Regions from separate parts of the Mus musculus genome. Here region 1 is linked to region 2. The links are chromatin loops, found by intact Hi-C in ENCODE. Cell type or tissue: heart. All regions are shown on one strand. Each heading gives the region's core, and the rest is flanking DNA. Links, peaks and the distances in the headings are about the cores only.

Region 1 (8,323 bases), core at 181-8,180, 70 kb after region 2:
GTGGCTGCGGGGCTGGCTGAGAGTTGCTGCGGGGCTGGCAGCGGCTGCGGGGCTGAGAGTTGCTGTGGTGCAGTTAAGCACCCCTCCCCCACGACCTGGCCTCAGGAACTGAGGCCTCACCTTCTGCCTGCCATCCAGAGACTCACCTTGAGCTTCACGTGGCCGGAGCTGCTGTCCAGACGGTTCAGGAGGTACTCCAGCAGGCACTGGCTGCTGCCTAGTGACTCGTGGGAAATCTCTGAGGGTCATTTGGGTTAGGGAAGCAGGTTGACACAGGCCATATCAGGAAGGATCTACTGGCTGAGACAGACTTGCCCTCCTGTGACCGAGGGCCTTCTCAGGTCTCACTCTATGAAGACCACTCCCACAGGCTTTGGTTTAACCAGCCCTGGAACTTTTAGGGTGTCCTGGTCTCTACACTATTGGTATTGCAGTTCTTGGTGTTTCCCCCAAATCCTACTGCCACACACATCTGGATAGTAGGAAAAAGAAGTTGTCTGTGAGCCGGGCGGTGGTGGCACACGCCTTTAATCCCAGCACTTGGGAGGCAGAGGCAGGCAGATTTCTGAGTTCGAGGCCAGCCTGGTCTACAAAGTGAGTTCCAGGACAGCCAGGGCTACACAGAGAAACCCTGTCTCGAAAATCCAAAAAAAGAAGTTGTCAGTGCTCCTGGAATAGCAGAAAACCCCACCCTGATGCAGTATCCCTTCCTGCTATGTCAGGATCCCCTCCGTACTAAACACTAAACCCACCAATGGGAACAGTGCAGAAGGATACTGGCGATCTCTTCAAACAGGTAGCCTGGACATGGGATGCTATCATCTGAGGTCCCCTTCAACAGGATGGGGAGCTGTAGGGGAATGAGGGCCATGGTGAGCTGCCATCTTAGACAGGGTAGGTCCCAGCCACTGAAGGGAATGGAAGCAAGCCTCATGCTGACTGGGGCTAAAACTGCCCAGGAGAGAGTCTGGGCAGGGCCACAGTCACCCTAAGGGCCACAAAGCAGAGCTGCAAACAGGCTCTGCTCTGGCATGGAGGAGTGACCCGGGAAAGAGGAAAATCAACAAAGGTTCTCTAACGAGGTCAAGATGAGGTTCAGCCCCTGCCTCCTACACTAAGTAACAGCAACAGAAAGAATCTCAGGGCTTTCTGTGCATTGGATGGGTGAGACTACTGGGTACAGACCCAAAGAGTGAGAACCGCTCAGCTTGGGGACTTTAAGGTTCCTTGAAGATAGCAAACTTCCATCTTATTGAGTCATGAATCAGCTTGGTTGTGCTTGCTTACTTACTTCCTTGCGTGTCCCTGCAAGCCTATGGTGTTTACTTGGTTGAAATCTGGGAACACCTCATCTCATCCATCAGTATCTGGATGAGAGGGCGAGGTTTAGGAACATTTAAGACAAGTATGTCTTCACCGTGCTATTTGTCTACAGTGCCTTCAAGGGGATCTGTAGGGAGGGAGCTGCACAGTTCAGTACTTCAGATCTTGTCCCAGACTTGAGTGATCTGATCTCTTGTAGCAGGGACTCTTAAAAGCCTAAGAAGGGTCCCTGGGGCCACTCAGTGCCCTCAAGATCCAGTCAGAAAGCTCAAGGCAATCAATTTATTGCAGTCAACAGCTGGCAGCAGGCTCCGCTCTCGCCACCCCGTGGCTATGGCCTTCCAGATGCCCCCTGTCCCCCAGAGATGTACGAGCTTCCAGGATCTTCTGAAATGAAGCCTGGGGAGAGCCGATGGGCCCCGCTGGAGATCGCCCGCCGCCCTTGGGGTTAACCTTCTGCTATCACGGCAGGCACACTCATTCTCGGCAGCTGCTGGACAGTGTCTGTCCCCGCTAATCTAGCGAGGTTCCCGGGCGCCGGAGGTCAGCACACCCGGCGAGTTTCACTCACCCTATGCAAGAAGCTCAAGCGGTCCCGCAGGGGCGGCACAGCTGCCATGGTCCAGGTAACCTCCCAAACTGCCCCGCTTCCGCCAGGCTTCGATCCTCCAATCGTCGCGCTCCTCTCGCTCCCCCGACCAATCGCTCGCAAGGGGCGGGCACGAAGGCGGGAACATCTGCGTCTCAGCCAATCCAAAGTCTCAGCAAGAGACGGACAAGAACGGCGACCAATTACAGAAGCACAGGACTGTGACTCTGACCAACCAGAAAATAGGATAGGCGGAGAGTCCGGATGTTCACGCGTTCGACTCCGGAAGAGGCAGGGCCCAAGATGGCGGCGCCCTCGAGAGCCTAAAAGGACCGCTCATGTCTGTGAACGGAGCGGTGTGGGGGCGTGTGCGGAGCCGTTTCCGAGCCTTCCCCGAGCATCTGGCGGCCTGTGGAGCTGAGGTACGGAGCGAACGGAGCGGAAGCGGAAGCGGGATGGGTGGCGACTCGGGTCAGGTCCCTGTACTGTCCCGTCTTCCCTCAGGCCTCGGCTTATGGCAAGTGCGTGCAGGCGTCCACCGCCCCAGGAGGCCGCCTGAGTAAGGACCTCTGCGTTCGCGAGTTCGAGGCCCTGCGGAGCTGCTTCGCCGCCGCGGTAGGTGGGCGTGTCCCTGCTACGTCATCTCTGTCTGGCGTCCTCTTTTCCGCCAAGCAACTCCAGTGACAAGGGGACAGGGCCTCCAGTTAGCTGTTGGCGTCTTGCCGATGGGCAACCCGATGAGACCGACCCCAGCTCCACTTGGTTTCTCCCAGCAATTCCTGCTAGATGCCAGGGCAGTGTCCTGCTAGGCACGCACCCCTGACGCACCCTGTCCCCGAGGAGTAAAGTGCAAGGTCCGCAGCAGGTTCTCCCTGCAGCACGGAAGCGATGCTGAGAGCCGCTTGGGTTCTTGATCCTGGCCTTTTTGCCCATGACCCCTCCACTAGAGCTAGGGTCGGTGGTTAAGAACCCAGGGTGACAGACACACTGCATCAGAAGCAGGTCCACAGTAGCCTCGGCGGGAATGAGGAGCAGTGTTTGAGTTGACTACAGCCCAGCCTCACCTACATACAGCCTTTGGTTTCCCGGCAGAGGCTGTTCAGTCGTCAGGTGTTGCGCTTTTCTTGTTCCTTCTAACTTGACACAAGCCTTTACTCTTGTGGTTGGTGGCCAGCAGCTGTCATTGAAACCCTAAACACACTCCTAATGCTCAGAGTTTCTGCTGTCCCTGCCACCCTCTCTGTGGCTGACCAGAATTGTGTGACTCCATCTGCTGCTTTGCCTGGACCAGATAAAGGCACCCCCCTGTGGTTCCCCCTCCATCCCTGCCCATCTCATAACAGAAACTCTCAGTCACAGGGGCCAGGCGTCCTCTGTAGGTGAGCCCAGGCTGGGACCCCCCGAGACACACTAGCATCTCAGTTCTTTAGCGTGGTTGGGATAAGGTGGCATTTGATGTGGTAGATGTCTTGCTTTAAGCCATATCTAAACTGGAAATAAGTCACTGAAACAAAATGCTTTCTCTTCCAGGCCAAGAAGACCATGATGGGAGGCTCCTAGGAAGAGCGGTGGGCGTGGAGGCCCTGTCCTGACAGCACGCATATGGGCAGCAGAGTTCCTGCTGTGTAATGGTTCCTCCCACCCTGAACCATGGGCAGGCAGGGCAGGGCTGTTTCCCGGCAGTGTGTACATGAGGATCTGGATTTGGTTGAGATGTAACATGAAGATGATTTAATTTTGTATAGTTTCAGACTTTTATATATAAAGCATGGTATAAGGAACTGGTCTCTCCCAAGGACAATGTATTCAGAGGACACCTGCACCCCCACCCCACAAAGGTGGCAGGTCTGGACCATAGAACTCTGCTCTCAGCTGGGTGTGGTGGTGCACACCATTAATCCCAGCACTCAGCAGGCAGAGACAGGTGGATCTCTTAGGAGTTTGAGGCCAGCCTGGTCTACAAAGCAAGTTTAGGACAGCCAGGGCTTGTTACACAGAGTCAACCATCTCAAAACAAACAAAACAACAAACAACAACAAAATAAACCAAAACCCTGTTCTCACCTTGGGCTGGAGAGATTGTTCAACAGTTAAAAGCACATGTTACTCTTTTAGTTCAGTTGCTAGCACTGACATGGCACCTCACAACCATCTTTAACTCCAGTTCCAGGGGATCCAGCACCCACTTCTGGCCTCTGCAGGAACCAGGCAAACATGTGGTACACAGACATACAGGCAAAACGTACATCTAAATTGTAAAACAAAAACCCCTACTATTCTCATCAAAAGTATTTAGTCTAAGTCTGGCTCATCATGCCCCTGGCCTGACAGAGTAAGGCACACCAGAGGTAACCACGGCAACAGCATAAGGGAACAAGCCTACACAATGAGAAGTGCCCTGTGGATGCTGCTCAGGAACTGGGCAGAGGCTTTTCTAGACAAAAGCCAACAAGGACGTTATCTTTGGACCTTCAGTGGGGGGACAGCCATCCCTGCATCCTGTCATGAACGATGGCTCCCAGCCTTCATTCTTTCTTCCCCTTCCTTCACACAGTGGGCTTGAAACAAGTTCAGAGTGCAGAAGGATTCTGTGTGTGAGTGCCACCTGCTGGGAAACATGGGAACTACTCAGTCCCGTTTCTTAGGTGTGGAGGTCATGCTGTCCTTGACAGTTTGTACCTGCCTCAGAACCCTGGATCCTGGGAACAGGGCTTGGGCCAGGGACTGTCAAGCCCTACATGCCATGCCCCAATCTGTGCCTCCATGTGGCACCTAACTGCTACTTCTGAAACCGGCCTGCCCATGTGGGGAAACCCAGGTTTTTTAGCTTAAGATTTATTTATTCAATGTGTACAGGTCTTGTGGCTGCATGCATATAAGTACACTGGTGGGCAGGAGGGCACAAAGGTGTTGGGTCCCCTGGAACTGGAACAGATCATTGTGAGCTGCCATGTGGATGCTGGGATTTAAACCTGGGTCCTCTTTAAGAGCAACAAGTGCTTTTCAACTGTTAGGCCATCTCTTCAGCTTCTAGAAAACCCATGTTTGATAGATTCTTGAGTCCATCTCAAGACACGACTTCTTGGCTCTTACTATGACCCAGAGCAGCTAGATTCTGTCTCAATGGACAGGGTGGTGCTGGGTCTCAACAGACCAGATGTTGGTCTAATTGCCCAGGGATTGCAGATTGTTCTCCACAGGTCAGAAACATTTTCTCCATGTTCTCAAGAGTTTACAGCCCAGCCAGGCGTGGTGGCGCACGCCTTTAATCCCAGCACTTGGGAGGCAGAGGCAGGTGGATTTCTGAGTTCGAGGCTAGCCTGGTCTACAAAGTGAGTCCCAGGACAGCCAAGGCTACACAGAGAAACCCTGTCTCAAAAAACCAAAAAAGAAAAAAAAAAAAGAGTTTACAGCCCAAGGCCAGCCTCCTCAGACTGCCCAACCTGCCAGTGTCATCTTCAAGTTCTCTTGAAAGCTCATTGACTGTAGCTTCTTGTATCTTCTCCCTGAAGACTCCCAACTTTGGGCCCCACTGAACTCAGGCTCCCTCAAATCTGTGAGGCAAAAAGTTCTCTCTCCATCTTCCATCGTAACCCCGAAGAAGCAGACAGGTCACGGCCCTGCGTAGCCCTGGCCTACAGACAGCTCGGCTCTCAGGCCTCCAGGGCCCACGCCTTTCAGCTCTCTCATGATGTGAATATTATTCTCATACACACGGACCTTATCCCATGGACTAATGTTCGTGAAGCCTTGGTCCCCAGCTAGTGATTCTATTTTGGAAGGTCCTAGAAACTTCAGGAAGTAGGTCGCTGCAGGCATGCTTTTGAACATTGTCCAACAGGCCATGGAAACCCTCTACCACATGCTTGTGCTGCAGTTCTGGCTAGGCTGCTCACATGGGCCAGGCAACCCTGGTACTGAAGCTGAGCAGAAGAAAGGACAGTGTCCTCAAGTACTCCGGCCACAGTTGTGCATGCTCCTTAGGCCTTTGTGCCTGCACTAGTCTCAGGCCTCCAAACTGGGAATGCATTCACTGGCTACAATAGAGACAGCTTCCAAGGCTGTATCAGCCACACAGCACTGACTCTGCTCAAGCATGCAGTCAGTCAGTTGGGGCTGTTGTAGCAGAATATTGAGATCAGGGGCTTTTAAAGAATGCAAATGTATTCCTCACAGCCTGGAAGCCCAGAGTTACCAGTCAAGTTCTAGTATTGTGAAGCCCTCCTGCTGAATCTTCACTGGACAAATGTTACTTTGGTGCACCACCTTTGTATTCTAAGCACTTAAAACTCCCTCCTGGTTCTGCTACTTGGAACCCTGCATCTTAGACCACACTGAACCACAGCAAATGTCTCTGCCTCAGATGAAATCTGTTTTGTTCTGTGTTTTTATTGTTGTTTTTTGATCCACAGTTTCTCTGTGTAGCCTTAGTTGTCCTGGAACTCACTATGCAGGCCAGGCTGGTATCAAACTCGGAGAGAGATCCATCCACCCATGCCTCTGCCTCCTGAGTACTGGGATTACAGGTGTGCGCCATCCCTACACCAGTTCTGTTCTCTGGAGAGCTTGAGTTTTACTCTGTGCCCTGCATACTGTTCTACAGCAGCAGCATCTGTGGGCAGGCATCACATTCCAGTAGCCTGCCTGTACCAGGTACCTACTAGACCCAGTGCCCACTAGAGCTAGTAGCTGAACTGGCAGGCTGCTGACCCAGGTTTTACAGGGCCCAGCTTGGGGGAAACACTGTCTACCTCAGCATTTTTATAGTTTACCAGCAACTCCCCCACCCCTAATCTGTAGGTTTGTGGGTTTTGTTTTATTGGGGGGGGGGGGCTGTGTATGGTTCAAGACAGAGTTTCTCTGTGTAACCCTGGCCTTGAACTCAGAAATCCACCTGTCTCTGTCTCTCAAGTGCTGCGGTTAAAGGCATGCGCCACCTCCGCCCAGCTAGGTTTGTGTTTTCTAAGATAAGAAATGCCCTCACCTGAAGGCTGACAGCAGGGTTGGAGGGGAGAGCTAGGAGGAAGAGCTGAGGACAAGGACAGCCCTGCCTACTTCTAAAACAGATCCTCAGAGACCAGGGAGAGTAGAATGACCTCAGGACTATCAAGCTATGAGGAAGCACCAGTCCCAGCAAGGTTACAAGAGCTCCAATCTGAGGGCAAGGCCAGATGGCATCTTTCCACCAGATATTTGGAACTGGTTTTAGTCAGAAAGGATGGGAAGAAGCCTGATGCCCTCTTCTCACATCCAAGGGCACTGCATGCATCTGGTGCAGAGATAGGTAAAGGAAACATTAATACACATACATGAGTCTAAAATTTAATTGTAATAAATATATTTCAAGAGGTGCAGAACGTGCACACTAACTAGGGCATGGCCTGGTCCAAACAGGACCCCACTGAGGCTCCTGGTCCTTCAGGCCCTTCGTTCCAGGGCTTGGGGACAAACCAGGTTATTGTCCCTCAATCTCCTTACTGGACAAAAGAGTGACAAAACATAACCTTGTTCTCTGCTCAAAGACAACAGGGGCATGCCCTGGCAGCAGTACTGGCTGACAAAGGGCAGCTCGACTGGGTCTGAGGCCACACAGATACAGAACAGCAAATGAGACATCCCAGGGCTTGCTGGTGGCAAGCCTGTACTCACCGTGCAACCTCCTCCCTACAACAGGGATCAGCATGGGAGCCTGTTGGTCTCCCAGCTGCACTCGGCCGGGGCACGTGTCCCCGTGACCTCCAGCCTGTCTGGTGTCGTCCAGGACCCTGAATGTGTTTTCCTGCAGGTAAACCAACTCGACTCGAGACTTGTCAGTGGCGTTTTATTTTTTTGTTTCATAATCAGCCTTCAGAAGAATGTGGGTGATAAAAACCAGGGGAGCTGTGTGCCTCTTTCCCCAGCCCAAGTCAAGTCATACCCCCCACCCCCCGGCCACCCCAGGGCAGACAGACATGCCTGTTGTAGGTTTCCCACCTTATGGAGTCAGTGAAATCTGGCTGTCACAGGTTGCAAGTTAGAGGAAGACTGGCAACTTCAAAGTTGCCTGCCATGCTGTCAGCACTGCTTCTGGCCAGACCGTGAGTCTGAACAGACAAGCGTCGGAGCTGAACCTTAGCACTGTCTTTCCTGGGCTGCCTCAAAACCCAAACCATAATCGGGCTAGTGAGTGCTTTGGTGTAGCCTTGGAGCAAGTGATGTCTGGGGTGGGGTGGCAGGTTAGACTTTCACAACTCATCATGAGGGACTTAGATACCAGTCCCTGGGAACATAAGAACGTGGCCTCCAATCAGGGTGGCACCAGAGAACACCAGCTGCCGTCCAATGTCTAGTGGCAGCCTTTCCCTGACCAGGCCCTCAGGCTTCCTCCAGATCTCCAGACAACTGTTTAATCTGTCGGCTGTGTACCACTTGC
Region 2 (8,323 bases), core at 133-8,132:
AGCCAGGAATGCTCTTAAACTCTCAAATCTGCATGTGTACCTGGGTTTCTGAAGCCCACCTGCACCAGGGGAGCCCCAGGGACCCTCCTCCCAGACTGACTAAAGCCAACCACAACCCGCAAACACAGAAGTTATCCAAACTGGCTCCATCCTGGGTCCCAACTAAGTGCCACTGAGGCCTAGGAACCATAGAGATCATGCAAAGTGATTGGTTAAAGAAAGGAAAGGCAGATGGTTCGGGAGAGATGGCTCAGCAGTTAAGAACACTAACTGCTCTTTCAGAGGTCCTGAGCTCAATTCCCAGCAACCACATGGTGGCTCACAACCATCTGTGATGGGATCCGATGCCCTCTTCTGGTTAGTCTGAAGACAGCTACACTGTATGTATATGTATATGTATATGTATATGTATATGTATATGTATATGTATATGTATATGTATATGTATATGTATATGTATATGTATATGTATATGTATATGTATATGTATATGTATATGTATATGTATATGTATATGTATATGTATATATGAATATGAAAGAGAGAGAGAGGAAGAAAGGAAGGAAGGAAGGAAAGAAAAGAAAAGAAAAGAAAAGAAAAGGGAAAGGGAAAGGGAAAGGGAAAGGGAAAGGGAAAGGGAAAGGGAAAAGGAAAAGGAAAAGGAAAAGGAAAAGGAAAAGGAAAAAGGAAAAGGAAAAGCTAGGCCAGGCAATGGTGGCGCACGCCTTTAATTCCAGAGCTCGAGAGACAGAGGCAGGCAGATCTACAGCCTGGTCTTAACTCTGTCTCAAAAAACCAAAATAAATAAATAAATGGAAAGGGAAGGGAGAGCTAGATGCATGAGAGGACCGTGCAGCACCTCAAGTATGATTCGGGGTTGGCCCGGCCCCCAGACATTCCCTGGCACTAACACCAAGAGAGCTAGGCCCAACATCTTTAGCTGACATGGGTAGAGATGGGGATGGAAAAGCCATGGCCCTTGGCCTGGGACCAAGGCTCTGTAGGAAAGGGTAGAGGTGAAAGGCAGGTGATGCTGTGCTGTGGTTCACACAAGTCACAACACTGAGTACCAGGCACCATCCTGTCTCTGGACACTGAGAGCGACAGGGCCTCGGTTTGGGTTGGAAGCATCACTGTATAAGCAGGCCTTACAAATCTAAGTCTCTGTAGTGGGCGGCCTGCAATTCCACCCGGGCTCAGGAGCACAGACAGAAAACCACGCCCAGCTAGGGCATGCTGACAGGACGGCCCTGCCCACCATCAAGCTGACCGCCCATTCTAAACCGTCACACTGAATAAAACAGAAAGTGTGTGCATGCCTTCGCGGTTCTCCCTGTGTCTTAGGAAGCGCTTTAAACATTAACCACACTGAGGCCTTGGCTCCGCTGAGGTCATTAGTGCCTCCTACCCAGTCCTATGCTAGTTGTTGCCCTGAGAGGCCCAGTTCACAGGCGCCCCCACCCTGGCCGTCCATCTCCCACACTCCCTCGCAGGACTTGGCTGGGGGATGTGGTCAGGAATCATTACACAAAGCCACATTTGCATAGGAGTGGGACCTTACCATGGGGTGGGTGTCCAAAAACACTTTCGTTAAGATTTCTGTCATCAGTCTTGTCTGCAAGCACCCAGATCCACTACAAGCTCCAAACTCCACATCACTCAGCTCCCGGGAGCAGCCATGTTGGTGCCACTCCTGTACTGCTGAGGCCTGTCTGATGGGAGCTGGGCGATCCCCTCCACTGTGCGGTGTCAGCCAGCCCTCTCCTCTCTATTCTTTTTTTTTTTTTAAAGATTTATTTATTTTATGTACACTGTCGCTGTCTTCAAACACACCAGAAGATGGCATCAGATCCCATTACAGAGGGCTGTGAGCCACCATGTGGTTGCTGGGAATTGAACTCAGGACCTCTAGAAGAGCAGTTAGCGCTCTTAACTGTTGAGCCATCTCTCCAGCCCCCTCTCCTCTCTATTCTTATTGCTGTTGATTGGTTGGCTTTGTTTTCCCAAAGACAACGTTTCTCTATGTAGCTTTTGCTGTCCTGGAACCCACTCTGTAGACCAGGCTGGCCTCGAACTCAGAGATCGCCTGCCTCTCTGCCTCTGCCTCCCGAGTGTTGGGATCAAAGATGTGTGCCACCTGCCCAGGATCTCTTAGCTACTCATGTTACCCCCAACCCCCAGATGCTGAGATTTTCCAGAAATTGAACCGTGTTTGGGTAGTGACTGCCTTTGTGTCTCAGGAGGCCCAGGTTTGGTGGGAGTGTACTTGCGGTTGTCAGAGTGACCCCAAGGCTGCCCACTTGCTTCTCCCTCTGGCCTGCAGCTGTGTCACCTGCTTAGCCTGGCCAAGGAGACTTTGCAGATATTGGTAGATCTTCCCATAGCTCCATGGGTGGTGGCCCTTTGACCCTTTGCTGTCAACCAATGGGATTGACCTTAACCTTTTGACCCCAGTTGTCAGGGAAGCCATTGAAAATAAACATGTGGCCCTTCTCAGGGGAGGGAAGCCTCAGAGGTGAGCACATTCCTCAGATCCTCTTTGCCTCCCAGGTGACACAGGACAGGCCACATGGGGAGGAGAAGGTACCCATAAACAGGCAGACCAACCTTGGCAGCAGGGCAGGTATACCAGGCCCTGATTGGACTAGAGCTCCCAGCAACACTCACAGTGTGACGGGTCAGGCTGGCCGGCAGCCAGTGCTGATGTGAGCATGGTTCGGGCCTCTCCCACCCCCTTCCCTTCTGTTTGAATGCTAGGCAGACACTCTGTTGCTGCCTGGAAGGTTCTGGACAGAAGTGTGCCTCTCAGGTCACATGCTTATTAGCTGGGCCGGACACACCCCTCAAGCCCTCAGGCTCATTCTGCACTCGGCCACTGTCTGGAAACACGGGGCCAGCTGAGGCACAAGAGGAATTAAGGACGGAGGCTGGGGGAAAAGGACGGGCAGGCACCTGCAGTGCAGTCAGAAACCCCCAAAAGTGAACGTGGCTTTGATCTGGTCCTGGCTGTACAGCTCTACCCAACATGGTCCTGTTCCAACCTGTGAGTCCCTGTCCAAACCCACATCTCCACGTTTTGACTAGCCTAGAGTCCAGAAAATCAGGGGGCCAACAGGCCACCCAGGTCTCTTCATAGCACATACCCAATTTAGGTCACCGCAGATGACCCACTTCTGCCACCAGATGGCGATCCCTGGGCATTTTACAGTAATTGCTGAGTGGGGTCCAGAGACTCCCAACTCCTTGGCAAGGGTGTGGAGGAACCAGAAGGCCACCTCAGGCTGGGCGCAACCCCAGCAGCTAATACATGGGCACACCAGGGAGGTGGCCTGCTGGAGGGCAAAGGTCGAGGTGTAGTCGTTCCCCCAGCATCCTCACAACCAGCCTAGGCTGCTGGGAGGTGACTCTGTTCTGGGTCCCAGTCGTGCCAGGCTTCAGACCACCTGTGTGGTCACCTGCTCTATGTAACCTTTCTGTCAGACCTGATGTCTCCAGGATCCCCCATTCTATGGCCCTGTCACAAAACTTCCTGGACCTGGCTCCCAGACACTGCCTTCAAACAAGAAGGAAAGCCAGAGACCCCACAGAGTGGCAGCTGGCTCCCAGAACGCAGTTCCTTCTCTGATAGGCTCCTCTGAGGCCCTGGGGAGAGGCAGTGCTCCCAGACCTGCACGAGGCCAGGGTTTGCTGGCTGGTGCTAGTTGCTCCGTCAGCCCAGTGACACCATTCATGGCTCCAGGGGACGGTGTTTAGGATACACTTTAACTATAGGAAACTTTGTCCCCTTCAAGAAGCCTCCTGTGCCTCAGGGCCCCTGGCCACTGTGGTTGTCTCTTTCCATCTGTTCCACGGTCCCCTCAAGAAAAGTATACAGAAGGCTGTTTGGGGGCTGGAGAGATGGCTCAGCAATTGAGAGCACTGTCTGCTCTTCCAGAGGTCCTGAGTTCAATTCCCAGCAACCACATTGTGGCTCACAGCCATCTGTATTTTCTGATGCCCTCTTCTGGTGTGTCTGAAGACAGCTACAGTGTACTCATATACATCAAATAAATAATTCTTTTTAAACAAAACAAAACAAAAAAACCTAAAGGCTGTTTGGCTGCTGGATTCTCCACATCTTTTCTTTTCTTTTTTTTTTTTTTTTTAAGATTTATTTATTTATTATATGTAAGTACACTATAGCTGTCTTCAGACACTCCAGAAGAGGGAGTCAGGTCTCATTACGGATGGTTGTGAGCCACCATGTGGTTGCTGGGATTTGAACTCCGGACCTTTGGAAGAGCAGTCGGGTGCTCTTACCCACTGAGCCATCTCGCCAGCCCTCTCCACATCTTTTCATAGGTGACAGAGAGGTCCCTGGTCAGAGGGCAGATGGATACCCACCTGCCTTCTACAGGATGGGATAAGTCAACTCCATCAAGTGTGATTCTACCCGGAGTCCACCAGCCAGGAAACTGCCAAGCTGGAAAGGGTAGGTAGGTGGGACCAAGGTTGGTTGCTGGGGCCCAAAATACATAGGGTCAGCTACTTCCCACCATAGGGACTTAAGCTCGGCCTTCCTGTCCTGAGGGGAGGACCTCTTATTACCAGAGCTGCCCTCCCCCCACCCCCGCCTTCCTCTGAGCAATGAAAACATGTCACCCTTCAACATGTCATCCTTCAACATCACCTGGGCCTGACCTGTACCTCAGTCTCCCACACTGAAAGCCCTATTGCCTTACCTGAGGCCAAGGCTTCTGTTGGTCCCCCTGGGCCCTGGAGCAACTCTGCTGAGGGAGCCTCACCCTCACCCTCCTCTCTTCAGTGAAGCCCCAAGCAGTGAGGGAAGGGGCTTGACTTAGAGCCTAAACCAGGAGCCCCCCAGAAAACAAGGGGCTGTGCACGGAGTGACTTCCTCCAGGGCTCTGTGACCTCTGTCTCCTCAGTACTGCGTGAAGGATTAGCAGATATGCACGGGCCAGCTGCTTAGAGTTGGGGACCTGGCTACCCATCCACCGTCTGTGAACTTTGCCTGTTTATACTGAGCTCCTGGCACAAGCAGCCTCACAGATGTTTATAACATGCCGATGACAGGAATACAGAGCTGAAGAATCCGGCCACCCACCCAGACACAGGCACATCCCCTGGGACCTCCATCCAGGGAGGGGTGTCTCGCCTGCTCATCATTGAGCTCTGCCTGATTTCTCCCTAGGACCAGGTTCACCGTGGCTGTTCTTTGTATCACAGAATTCTCTGTGGAGACTCCACATCCACGCCTTTCCCCAGGACTGTGGAAGGCAACCTGCACATTAAACTGTGCCAGTTAGGGACCAGAGAGGGGAGGCTGGTATGGTCATGGCCACTGTAGAAAGGTAAGTCTTTCACTATTGGAGTCTCAGCTTTCTCGCCCTTGACCTTCAGGGTCTGCAGAGGCTTTGGGTCTTCGGGCACGCCCATGTGCATCAGGGTGAGTGTGAGCCTCGAGCCGGGGCACAGATTGAGCTGCTCTTCCCTATACCAGAGTACGCCTAGAGTGAACGCCAGCCAGATGTGGGAAGTCGGAGCATGCCTCCTCCAGCCCCCTCTACCCTCGTGCCAAGGCAGGTGCCAGGGGGCTGCCAGAAATGGAAAGCACCTCAGAGCCCTGGGGTCCCTTGGAAGTGGTTTCTGGCATCCATGGAACCTATCCAGTGACAAAGGGCTGTCCCTCCAAAGACACAAGACTACCACCCCACCCACATGAGATGAAGCACCGCTTCCCATGACGTAAGATACCCCTTCAGTAACAAAGGTCTGTCTTCTCCAGTGACACAAAAGTCCCCACAGTGATGGCGTTCTCATCTGTACTGATGCAAGGCTTCACGCCAGTGACATGAGGCTGATACAAAGTACCCCTGCAGTGACTCCAGATTGTCTTCCCATGATGTCAGGCCCTTCTCCAGTAACCAAGTCTTCCTTCCAGTGAGGTGAGACACTCTTCAAGTAACAGAAGACTCCCCGCTAGTGATACAAGGTTCTCCTTGTATCCCTTTTTGTCAGACAAGCTCACTTCCAGTGACTGGCATATCCATCCCCTCCAGGGGCATGGAACACCCTCAAGTAACAGCTGAGGACCCTCATCAGTGATGCAGGGATAACCCTCCTTTTTGCCTTGTGCAGCCTTGGTAACTGGGCCTGCACATAGACTCAGCCTGGACTACACCCTAAAGTATTCCTCTAAGTGCCCCCAAGATGGGCATGGCTAAGCAAAGGAATAAACAGGAGCTGGAGCTAAGGGGGTCCTGTGGTCAGCACCCAGAAAGAGGGTGCCCATATGGTCACCCTCAGGGCTCATGGGTGACCCTTGAACTCTCCCCATGAAGCGCTGCTGCAGTCTGCGGGCTGTGGAGACAGAAGGACTGAGATCAGAATGTCCCCTAAGGAAGACTGCAGAGGTAGTCAGTCACACACATCTGTACCCCTTAAAAAGGAAGGGTGTAAGATGGGGAGCTTGTCCTGTCACATGACACAGGCTCCCATTCAAGAGGATCAAATGGGGAATAGCCAGTCAGGCCTAAAGCAGAGAGGCCAGCCCTTGCTGCAGCATTGGCTACGGAAACCTCCTGTGCCTGGACCACACAGAGTGTCTAAGTGGATCACAGAAAAGAGGGAATGCTGGGGGCAGGGTATGGGTGTTCAGCAGCACTGAGGAGGAACCCAGGGCCTCACACAAACTCACCAACTGCTAGACAAATGAGCTGCGTCTCAGCCCAGCTTCCTCAGGGAAGACAGAATGTTAAATGTCTAACTAAAAACCACAGAAGCAAAAATTGGATCTGATTCTCTTAAGTATGCTTGTTTTTTTTTGTTTTTGTTTTTTTTTTTTTTTAATAAAAACACTCCTGTTATCCCTGCACTGGAAAGGCAGAGGCAGGAGGCTTCCTGAGGTCTGCTGGCCAGACAGCCTAATCACATCAGTGAGCATCGGGTTCAGGGGGACCCTGTCTGGAAACTGGGCTGAGAATGACTGTGGAAGACACTCCACGTTAGTCTCTGGCCTCCACACACATGTGTGCACACACACAAGAACATATAAACACGTGCACAGTCAAATAATTGGAGTGGCTACAGCAGAAGATGTAAAAGCAGGGTGTGGTGGTTTGCATCTGCAATCCTCGCACTTGGGAAGCAGGGGCAGGCAGGGGGACAAAGGTTTTAAGGCTAAGCCCCTGCACAGCAAGGCTCTGCCTAACACAAACCAGAGATGCTGGTGCAGGTCAGTGGCAGAGAGCACAGGGGAGGCCTGACTCAACCCCCGACACAAGAAGGGGAAGGGGAGGGGAGGAGCCAGAGGAGGAGGGGGAGGAGGAAGAGGAGAGGGAGGAGAAAAAGAAGAAAGGAGGGGAGGGGCGGAGGAAGGAGAGGAAGGAGGAGGGAGAGGAGGAAGGGGAAGAAGGAGGAGGGAGAGGAGGAAGGGGAGGAAGGAGGAGGGAGAGGAGGAAGGGGAGGAAGGAGAGGGAGAGGAGGGAGAGGAGGAAGGGGAGGAAGGAGAGGGAGAGGAGGAAGGGGAGGAGGGGAAAGGGAAGGGGAGGAGAAGGGGAGGAGGGGGAGAAGAAGGGAGAGGAGGAGGGGGAGGGAGAGGAAGAAAAGGGGGGAGGGAGAGAAGGAGAGGGAGGAGAGGAGTGAAGATAAGAGGAGAAAAAGGGGATGGGAGGAAGCCAAAACTCATCCAGCTCTACTCTGTGGACACACATCTTCATCTGGATCAACTGCACCTTGCAACATGAAGCACGGGACAGGATGTAGGGCTGTGTAACTACCAACCACAAGTACTGGAAACAGAAAATGAGGAAGCATCCCAGAGATGGACAACGGCAGAAAACTGGCGGCTTCATTCCTCAGGTTTCACATTGGCAGCTGAGTGCAAGCCACTTGGAATCAAGGGGTGTGTAAGTTATTCCAACCCCGCAGCCCTAATGCTGTCAGTCTCTTCTGTAACGAACCCAAGAATAACATTCAACCCCCACCTTAGGGTCTCCAAGCAGCCCTCTGCCCACCCCACCCCTGCCGCACTCGATACCCGGGTGCAGGTGCCTCAGCTGAGCTGCCATTGGCCGAGAGTAAAGCTGGTTCCCGTGCTCCACTTTGGGATCCATAGACTCCTGCCCTGCACAGGCCTTTCCTTGGGCCCAGAACCTGGAGAACCTATCCCAGGGACTTCTGCCAGCAAGTGATAGGGCTAAGACCACCAGATACGAAGCCCACAAAGGCTACGTGGAGGCTCTAGGGGGTCTTAGGCAGTGTCTTAGGGGGCAGAGTAGGGCACAGTGGGAGAGAGAGCGCAAGTGCAGGCCAGGGTGGGAGC

Evidence for each region. Hi-C counts contacts between places; a loop is a spot of excess contacts. Peaks named below come from ENCODE experiments on the same cell type or tissue, not always from the same donor. Only the 100,000 strongest peaks of a DNase experiment are listed, where the experiment ranks them.
Region 1: it touches region 2 in a loop (6-fold over the local background); 14 of 42 quality-filtered maps call a loop at or near these places.

Annotation. Positions count from the first base shown.
Region 1 is chr11:120,096,732-120,105,054 of GRCm38, forward strand. Tepsin (TEPSIN, adaptor related protein complex 4 accessory protein) reads right to left here and starts at 2,000. Exons shown (of 13, transcript NM_183137.2): 1 at 1,895-2,000; 2 at 778-850; 3 at 147-238. The coding sequence starts at 1,942. Ndufaf8 (NADH:ubiquinone oxidoreductase complex assembly factor 8) reads left to right here and starts at 2,203. Exons shown (of 3, transcript NM_001110242.1): 1 at 2,203-2,334; 2 at 2,417-2,527; 3 at 3,443-3,693. The coding sequence starts at 2,251. The coding sequence ends at 3,472. Slc38a10 (solute carrier family 38, member 10) reads right to left here. Exons shown (of 17, transcript NM_024249.5): 17 at 7,220-8,323. The coding sequence ends at 8,266. In heart, for the core only: a CTCF peak has its summit at 4,521 (motif pointing left); DNase peaks (open chromatin) are centred at 2,070 and 4,570; H3K4me3 peaks cover 2,895 bases; H3K27ac peaks cover 3,557 bases.
Region 2 is chr11:120,027,200-120,035,522 of GRCm38, forward strand. The region is part of intron 1 of Aatk (apoptosis-associated tyrosine kinase); the gene reads right to left. Among named protein-coding and RNA genes, the nearest start is that of Aatk, 16 kb to the right of the region's middle. In heart, for the core only: a CTCF peak has its summit at 3,169 (motif pointing right); DNase peaks (open chromatin) are centred at 2,586, 3,212 and 6,458; H3K4me3 peaks cover 210 bases; H3K27ac peaks cover 1,593 bases; H3K27me3 peaks cover 518 bases.